Regions from separate parts of the Mus musculus genome. Here region 2 is linked to region 1. Evidence: chromatin contacts called from ENCODE Hi-C data. All regions are on one chromosome and are shown on one strand. The core of a region is the stretch at or near the end of the contact, and the rest is flanking DNA. Distances in the headings are between cores, read along the strand shown.

Region 1 (4,515 bases), core at 928-3,427:
GATGTTGATATACAAAGTATGGTGTTCCTCGTTCATTATGACTATTACTAATTAATAAACTCTTGACAGATGTTTGTGTTCTGTAAATTTACTTCCTTTGCAGAGCATGTAATTTAGGCTGTCTGCAGCCACTTCAAAATCAAAATCAGAGTCCAGGAAAAAAAAAATAGGATAAACACATCAGGTTGGGTTTGCTGTTACTCAGCTGGATATGACCCCCACTCTAATTATACCCTGCATAAATCTGGGGCTTCCCACGACCAGATTCTCCCTGGAGTCTCCATCAGAGAACACCCACTTTAATACCAGGAGCCTTAAAGAACACATCTCTTTAATCCAGGTTTCTCCAAAAGGCACTAAGTAAGTGTTTATAATACACACACTTCCCCGAAGTTCAGTGAGGGTACCTGTTCTTCCCTCAGAGCCCAGGGCTGATTCTAAGTATGGTTTTAATTCTCCCAAGCACATGGCTTCCCATTAACAATGGTGCTTTTCTTGCCTATTTATCATGGCAATGTTGTAATAAGTGCTGCAGTACCACCTGCAGGCTCATAGCTGTTTTGTGGAGCTCTAATTGAGGCTTCCTAGAATGATCTAAACTTCATTCCTCCTGATTCCCAAATAGCCTTTGTCGTCTGCATGCAGAGCACCTCAGAAGTGAAGTCCCTTGCTTGACCAGTTGTTTTGCTAATCTAGAACTTCCTGAGCCTAAAATTCTCTACTTATCAAGAATGGCACGCCTTCAGTCTACAAGAAAGGACAGGGGCAAAGTGGTAGGAGTTCTTGCCATCCAAGTGTGAGGATCTGAGTTTAACCTTCAGGGCCCACATAAAAAGTGGTCTAAAGTGATGTGCTTATAATCCATGCCCTGGTAGATGGATGTAATCCAAGTGGAGGTCGGAGGGGCATTCCTGAGGCTTGCTGGGCAACCAGTTCAGCAGAACCTGTGAGCTCTGGTCAGTGAGAAACCCCACTTCAGGTGGGGAGCGGGAGCGGGAGAGGGGGGGTGGGGAGAGGGAACAGGGGGTGGGGAGAGAGGGAGAAATTGAAGAAGAGAGCTGATGTTAATTTCCAGCTTACACACACACACATACATATAAACATATATACACATGCGTACACACACATACACACAAATACACAATACATACACACACATGCATACACACACACACACACACACACACTGAGTAGCGTATGAACACAGGCATCATGGTTCTTAGAACTGTCCTGCCTGCTTCTGGAATCCTGTATTTACTGTGATTCTTAACCTCATCCTGGGTGACAACAGGAATTTTTTTTTATGACTAACAATTATTTTTATTCCTAATAATTACATAATTATCATTTTGAGAACACTCGTGTTTTCATAATTCACTTTTAAAATAGGGACTTTCTAAATATTATTTTATCTTTCAGGGTTTTTTTCTTTTATTGAAAATAGTTTTGTTTTTTTTTTTCACGTGTATATATATATATATATATATATATATATATATATACACATACATACATATACATATACATATATATCTCCTGATTATGGTTCTCCCTTCCTCTGCTCCTCCTAGCTCCTCCCCACCTCCCTCCCATCAGGATCCACCCCCTTTCTGTCTCTCATTAGCAAATACACAGGCTTCTATGGGATAATGATAAAATAGGAATAAAAAAATCTACACATTGGGATAGAACAAAATAGAAAAAAAAAAGAAAGAAAGAAAGAAAAAAAGCCCAAGGAAGACACAAGAAAAAGAGACACACATTCTCATTCTCGGGAATTCCATAATACTGTGATGCTATGTATGCAAAAGACCTGTAAGGTAAAAAAGAGAGAATAAAAAAATACATATATAAAAAAAAAACAAAAAGAAAAAGACAAGGAAAAAAGCCTGACCCAACATTGTGAGGCAGTGACCCAACAAAGACTCCCTTGAGCTTGCTTTCTGTTGGCATTTACTCCTGGGCATGCCCTACCCTGAGGAACAGTTTGTGTCCCCAGTGAGACTCCTTTGGAGAACACTAAATTCTAATTTTCAATTTGCTAGTCATTATCATTTGGAGCTAGTATCTGGGTTAGGGATGGGGCATGTGTCCTTCATCCTCTCAGCTCTAGGGCCCCCCCTGGAGGAGACCTGTGTAGCAGCATGGCTTTTCTGTGTCCCTAGCCATTCTTTTTATGAACAAAGAAACTCCTCATTTCCCTTCTATCTTGATTAGCCATAAAGATGAACAAACAGCTTGGTTATTTGCAATCCAGTTCCGTAAGGTTGAAAGAAGCCAACTTGGTGTATGGCGTCAGGCCCTGTGGCATGCCAGATAGTGAGCCAGCTAGGGAGGGAGGGAGGGCTCTGACTTTGGGAGCAGATGGTCCAAAGCCTGATAATTCCAGCTTCCATTACATTGCAACCACACAAACAACGTTCCACTGTGTGGGGCACCATCAGGAGAACTTTGTCAACCTTTCAACTTCCCTTTAACTGCTCCAAGGGCTCACAGATTCCGTGCATGTAGTCTTTTCGAATGAGTGGGAAGGGGAAAGCCTTTACATGATGTAATGCCCCAAAAATCCCCCCACAGTTTCTGAGGGAAGCAGTTGCTCTCTGTCTGTCTGGACAAGCTGACTTCAGTGGGACGCTTTTTCCTAGACAACCCAGGGCAATGTGCATGGACGGACTCTGGCTCTCCTCTCTCGGAGCCTGAACAGCAAGAGGACTGTTTGCACGTGCACAGGAAGTGACACTGGATGCTGTCAGAAGCTTTGGTATCAAATCCTAGGTCCACCACTTATTTACTGGTTTGGGGGAAATCCCTTTAATTCTTGAAAGGTGGCTCTCTCCATTTGGGACGATAAACCTGAATAATTAAAATTGATCTACTTATGCTTAAACAAAAGCACTGTTATCTAGCAGTCTATCGATTCTTGGCAGTCCTACCTAACCAGTTTCTGAGCAGTAAATCGGAGTTCCTGGAAGTTATTTCGATTGTTCCTAGATCTCTATCCCTCTTCCTTCTTTACTGTCGCTCCAGTCTGTGAAAAATTAAGTATGGAATTTAAATGTTACTCAAATGCATACATTGTAAATGTAAAATGTGCACACACACACACACACACATACACACACTGCTGTACAACCAACACATGCATTTTGTGGCCAGAATTCCTTCCTCCCACCCCTAGTCATACCAATGTTTAAAAGATTGACAACTACTTCATTTTCAGAAATGAGAAGTTTACAGGGTCCAAGTCCTCTGACTTCTTAGCTGTCCATTAGGAAAGTCAGACTTCTGGCTGCTTTTCTCAGTTGAATTCCTTAGCTCTTTAGAGGATGTGTTAGCATTCCTGTGATCCTGCCTCATTCTAGAGCAGATACCTTAGCTGGTCACTCTAGTAATGAGGCGTGAGGTAGTCAGAAACACCTTGGGCAACTTCTCTCCTGTAGATCCTGTAGCAGGTTGTCCTAGTGTCTGTGGGCCTCAGAGCCTAAAGTTTGACATTCCCCCCCCCCCCCCCCAGGATGGTCTTGGCTGTGTCCCAGCTTTGGTTTCCTGGATGCCTCTACTCCACACTATTGGTTAGAACTATAGTTTACCCTCCATACAGGAAGGGAGGAAGTCAGTGGGGAGCTTGCAGTCTGCCCTCTGCCCTCTGATAGCATTTCTAGAGCCTGGTGTAGTGGCACTCCAGTCTTCAGAAAGCTGAGACCGGAGGATTGCAAATTTGAGCCCAGTCTGGGCTTCATAGCAAGACTCTATCCTATCCCTCATATACCTCCAAAGAGAACAGTTTCAAGTGCTCTGTAATGTCACCCTTAGCTCTGCCATTATTGTTACTAACATGAAGCTATATTTCCTGTAAACGGCGACTTTACCGCTACCAGGGTCCTGCTGACAGTGCTCTATCACTGACTCAGAAAGGCCACTTGCATTTAATATCTAGAGAAATGTATAGGTAGGATTTCTAAACCATTAAAATTGAATGCACGTATTCACGGTCAAGATTAGAGGATATTATAATAATAAAAAGCATGTTCAGTCAGCAAAAAATTAAGAAAAAGGGGAAACAAAAAAATATAATAATATGTATACTAAAAATGGAAACAAATGTGAGCAGATTAAGTTCTAATAAAACCATTGGGTCTCAGAGACATTAAACAGATGATGGAGATGTAATTCAGTGGTAAAGCACTTGTCTACCATGACTGAGCCCTGTGTTCAACTCCCAGCATGGGAAGAGCAAAACACTTGCTGGCTGTTTGCTATCTTCAGGATTGTGTGTCAGTTAACATTGCACAGCAATTCGGCAGCAGCTGGTAAAATGCCAACTAACAAAACAAATGGAGGAATGGAAACTTTATTATTAAATATAAAAACCTTAAGCAAAGCTATAGAAACACAAGAGTGTAAATCCAAGAAGACTTATCCACAGTGAACATGAGTATGACTGTCTTATCACTTAATTAAATGAAGCAAAATCTGTTAGTGCAACTAAAGTAGTGAAACACATGAGATATAACT
Region 2 (4,515 bases), core at 1,158-3,657, 37 kb before region 1:
ATCAACTAGGTGAATTGTTTAGAATAAGTACATATTTTTGGGAAAGAAAAAAAATGGAGCAAAAATATTTGGTGAATATGTTATCCCAGAGGTCTAAATATTACCATGTTCAGTTCTGCCTCAAGGCTTTTTAAAAATTCTTTTTGGAATAAAGTGCAATGTCAGTAAGTAAAATAATCACCTCTCAGGAGTACTGTCCTTTCCGTTTTGGATATGTCTATTAAATATGCTAAGCACTCGTGCGGCTCAGACACCGCCCTCCCCAGCACATCCTGGTCCTCTGCTGCTTCCCTTGGCCAAGTTTAGAGCTCCATTCATCTGGCACTCCACATCCTTCCTGCATGAACCCAGAAGACAGAACCTAACCTAGCACAGAGCCTTTAACCAGATCTGCTTGGACACCAACACTTCTTTACTAAAGCTTGTAACACTGTCTTTCTTTCCTGGCTTAGCATTCGGGGATCTTAATTCAGGTCACTCCTGAAAGTAGCAGCTCAGAGGTGGAACAAACAGGAAATCAAGTTGAGAGACTTATGGCTTGGTGGTTGGATCGAGGTATTAACACCATAATGATCTGAATTTAGAAATTCATATGCTAAGAGATCTTGAGCAGGTCAGCCAGGCTTTGGAGGGCACTGTTCAGTGTGTACAATAGAGACAGATGCCTATTTCACAGAGGTTCCTGTGAGAACTCAATGAGGCAGGTAAGCTCCCTTATCTGGTGTTTGAGACTGCCATCTATTCAGGAGAAGGTAACCAAAATAAAGTCCTGGTTATAAGGGGGTGGGAGGTCCAAAGGCACTGGATTAGGAGTTAGAGTGGCTCCCAAGATGGGAGTCATGAAACAAGAAGCAGAATAGGTTCAGAGCGCCTCTGTCTACAATAGAAAGACCAAATGTCAGCAGAAACCATCTCGAGCTGAACGTGTACTTAATGTCCCTGGCTGCTCCCACTGCTTAGCAACCCGGCGGCACAATGCAGCATAGTATGGATTGTTTACCCTCCTCATGGATTCCCTGTGTTGTCAAGCAACAAGAAGGAATATTTACCACACACTGCTAACCCAGGAAAAGATCCAAACTCAATGCGCCAGAACTGGAGAAAATGGTTCAGCGGTTAAGAGCACTTGCTGCTCTTAACAGAGGACACTTAGATTCCCAGCATCTACGTGGTAGCTCCCAACCGTCTGTAATTCCATTATCAGGGCATCCCACACCTTCTTATGGCCTCTGTGGCACCAGGCAAGCACATGATACAGATAGATATATTTGCAGGCAAACCACTTGTACACATTAAATAAATACATACATAAAAGGCAAATATAGCATAGACCTTAGACGAATACAGTTAACAGTGGGAGTTTGTAACCATCCTGGAATTCATGGTGAGACCTAAAAATAACAAAAACAAAACAAAAAGGAAAGAGTGCATTTAGAGACTCCTACCAAAAAAAAAAAAAAAACAAACAAACAAACAAAAAAAAAAACAAAAAAAAACGCTAATAAGAGTTTAGGAGAGGTGGCCCTGTCGCTGTCTTTCCAGGATTATCGTATCCGCCAGAAGCATGTCACAGAGACTGCACACATAGGGACAACTCAGCACAGAAAGCCTGAAGCCGAGGCATTCTAGATGCCACATTCTGAGGTGCATCTTTCAAAGCTTCCCTGCCTTTACCCAGAGAGCTACGTCGTCTCGGTAGCTTTACTATCCGGTCCAGTAGTTATACTGACCATAACTGTCTTTGTCTTTCAAATGTATATGTTCTAATGTGTCATCCCAGTGTTAACTTGCCTTTAAGGCCTGATAGTGGTGTTTTTGAGAACTGGCAAGAGCCATGTGAAAGGGCCTCGGGTTTCTCCTTATACTCGCTCGGCTCTTGATCTTTCTATGTTTGCAGAAGTCGGTGGAAAAAAAAAAAAAAAAGATTCCAAGAATCCCAACCGATAGGCACCTTACCCTGGGAAGAGCTGTGCGCTCCCAGTGGGCGGGGATTGGGGACGCGCGTGGCCCTTGGGCTTCAGTGGGGCCACTCCATCTTAGAAGCCAGTTTTTACAGTGAATGGAAACTTTTAAGTTTCTCAAAGCGGGGGGCGCCCTCTGATTCGGGAGCGGAGTGGAGATGACCGGAAAAGGCTTTCCCTGTGTTGGGGGGAGAGCACCCCACTCGGAGGCCCGGGTAGTTTCTAGGGACAGCGTCTTGGGTTGGGTATCCCTTCCAGGTCCGGCTCCTGGGCGCACGCAGGTCCGGACCCCTCGGCCTCCGCCCCGGGGAGAGCCCAGCCCAGGCTCCGGTCCCGCCGGCCTCGGAAGTCAGGGCGCGGCGAGGGCGAAGGGCGAAGGGCCAGCGGCTGCCTCGGCGTCCGCGTGTGGCGGGGGCCGTAGGGGGAGGACGCGGGCCGAGGGGGAGGGCGCACATCTCGGCGAAGTTCCCGGATGGTCGCAGCCTCCCGGCGCGGAGCGCTTTTCCTGCCCGCCCCGGCTCAGCCCTGCGGACCCAGAGAGAAGTTTCCCAGAAAAAAATGCCCCGCGCGCCGCGGGGCCGAGGAGCCGCCCGGAGCCGCTGCACGGTAAGGGAGCCGCGCCCCACCATGCAGGGCGCGTCCGGGGTGCACGGAGTTGGGGTGCAGACGGGCGGGTTGTCGGGGCCGCGTCCTCGGCGCCCAGGGGAGCGATCCCCGCTCAGGCCCGCGGTCCAGCCCGCGCGGGAGGAAGGGGCGGCGGCTGCCGGGGCTCGAGATGCCGCGATCCCCGCTGAGCGCTGCGGGGCTGCACCGACCCAGGACCGCCCGTGGACCCGATGGATCTAACCGCGGTCTCCCTGGGATGCCCGGGAACCGCATCTGCAACTCCATCTCCACCGAGGGCGGGTGACTTTGGAGTTTAGGGCTCCCAGAACTTGGCTCCAGTGCTCCCGGGCAGCCTGATCCCGGGTATGGGCGCGCTCTAGGTGCCTATGTCTGCTCCTGAAAGGGCGGCCAGCTCGGGTCAGGGCTTTGCGCCCGGGGCCTCTCCCTAAATCGTGGACCGCTTCCCTTCAGCCTTCATCTCCCGCTACTTTAGCATGCTTTTCTTTTCAAAGAAAGAACAGTGAAACTTAACTAGTGCAAGAGAAATCCAATAGGGATGACCCAGATCCTCGGTTTGTGGCTAGACTTTGAACTCAGATTAACAAAAGGTGTGTCTGTGTGGAACCTGGTTTGACTGGGTCTTGCTTAATCTCCAAGGAATATCCCCGGGCTATAGGCTCCTAACCCCTCAGGGTTTCTACAGTGAGCAGATTTGGTCTCTTTCTCTGAAAATCGCTAGTCTGTCTTGGATCTTCCTTGCCCTTCATCTCTCTGGTTCCTGAGCGGGCCTGCAGGTAGACCCACAGGGACAGCGGACACGTGTGCAGCCTGGGTAGGTTTTCTTTTAACAGCTTCCATATAATTTGAATACTGTATTTTCATTTGATAGATTTTTTTTTGCCTCCTCAAAAAATGCTTATTTCAATAATTGATAAATAACTTAAAAGTTTGTAGATCATGTTTTTGACTTCTTAAAGAGAGAAAGTCTTTCATAAACTATGGGCTCTCTGCTTCTTACAGTGCTCAGGGCACTGCCTTCTACCCTGATTACCTGCCAGTTGCGGTTCACCAGGCTGATCCTCTCAGAGGCATGGGGTGGTGTACACATATGTGTACAGATCGTACACATATCTGTGAGTGCCGGTTGCCGGCTGAAGAGAAGCTGCAGACTGGGTTTTCCAAGTGTTCTGGATCCGCTCAGCGACATCACCGTCTTCCCTGAGTAGCTTTTCTCTTTGGGAATCACATGAGCGCTTTTAGATTACGTGATGGAAAGCAAAGAGATCTGAAAGCAGGGAATGATCAAACTCTGGGATAGAAAGGGAGAATGAACTTATTTGCAGATGGAGGGATTCGCATCTTACTTCCGTTGTCCATTTCACACATTTTCTTCTGTGTGTTTAGCTACTGCCGGATGCCCTTAAACCTACTGTGTGACTCGGTTGACAGTCTTTCCACCGCTGGGTGTGAGGCTAGAACAGGATAACAGGTTATGAGACAGCAAGAAGCAATTTGATACAAAGTAACCAGTCACCAGGCACCGTGTAACAACAAGACACAAGAGCAAAAAGGAACTGCCAGAGAGTTGGTAGGTAGCAAAGAGCAGAATGCCTGTGTCTTTTAAATTGACCGTGCCAAGGTGCTTTGGCCGCCATGAGCCAGGTTTCATGAATGTTCATGATACTCCGTTTTTTCTCACAGTCTTGGATAACTGAATGTGTTCCTAACTATAGCTGTAGTTTTAAAGTTGAGCACTTTCCACGGTGATGCCAAATATTCTTTTATTCCTTTTATACTTTTATTCTAAAGTACACAGGACATTTTTATTTCTTGCTGCAACCTGTTCATTTCTAAGAACCTGGGAATCTAGGTCCCAGAGCTCTGGCCATCCTGGGGCCTGTCCTCCAATGGAGTCTACTAGATTTCTGATGATTTCCGTACGGAGGCC

What was found. Hi-C counts contacts between places; a loop is a spot of excess contacts on that map.
Region 2: a loop to region 1 is called in a map of heart, with 5 times the contacts of the local background. The contact joins the promoter of Wipf1 here to the enhancer-like site in region 1. A Hi-C loop is called at or near these places in 11 of 37 maps with a recorded cell type or tissue (T-helper 2 cell, adrenal gland, gastrocnemius and 2 more).

What each region holds. Positions count from the first base shown.
Region 1 is chr2:73,489,750-73,494,264 of GRCm38, reverse strand. The region is part of intron 1 of Wipf1 (WAS/WASL interacting protein family, member 1); the gene reads left to right. Among named protein-coding and RNA genes, the nearest start is that of Wipf1, 37 kb to the left of the region's middle. Within about 2 kb of position 2,177, at least 2 of the 3 ENCODE cell types and tissues checked have a DNase peak (open chromatin) inside an H3K27ac peak, as active enhancers do; they include gastrocnemius and heart, where a contact is called at or near this core.
Region 2 is chr2:73,527,379-73,531,893 of GRCm38, reverse strand. It overlaps Wipf1 (WAS/WASL interacting protein family, member 1), which reads left to right and starts at 2,407. Exons shown (of 8, transcript NM_153138.4): 1 at 2,407-2,567.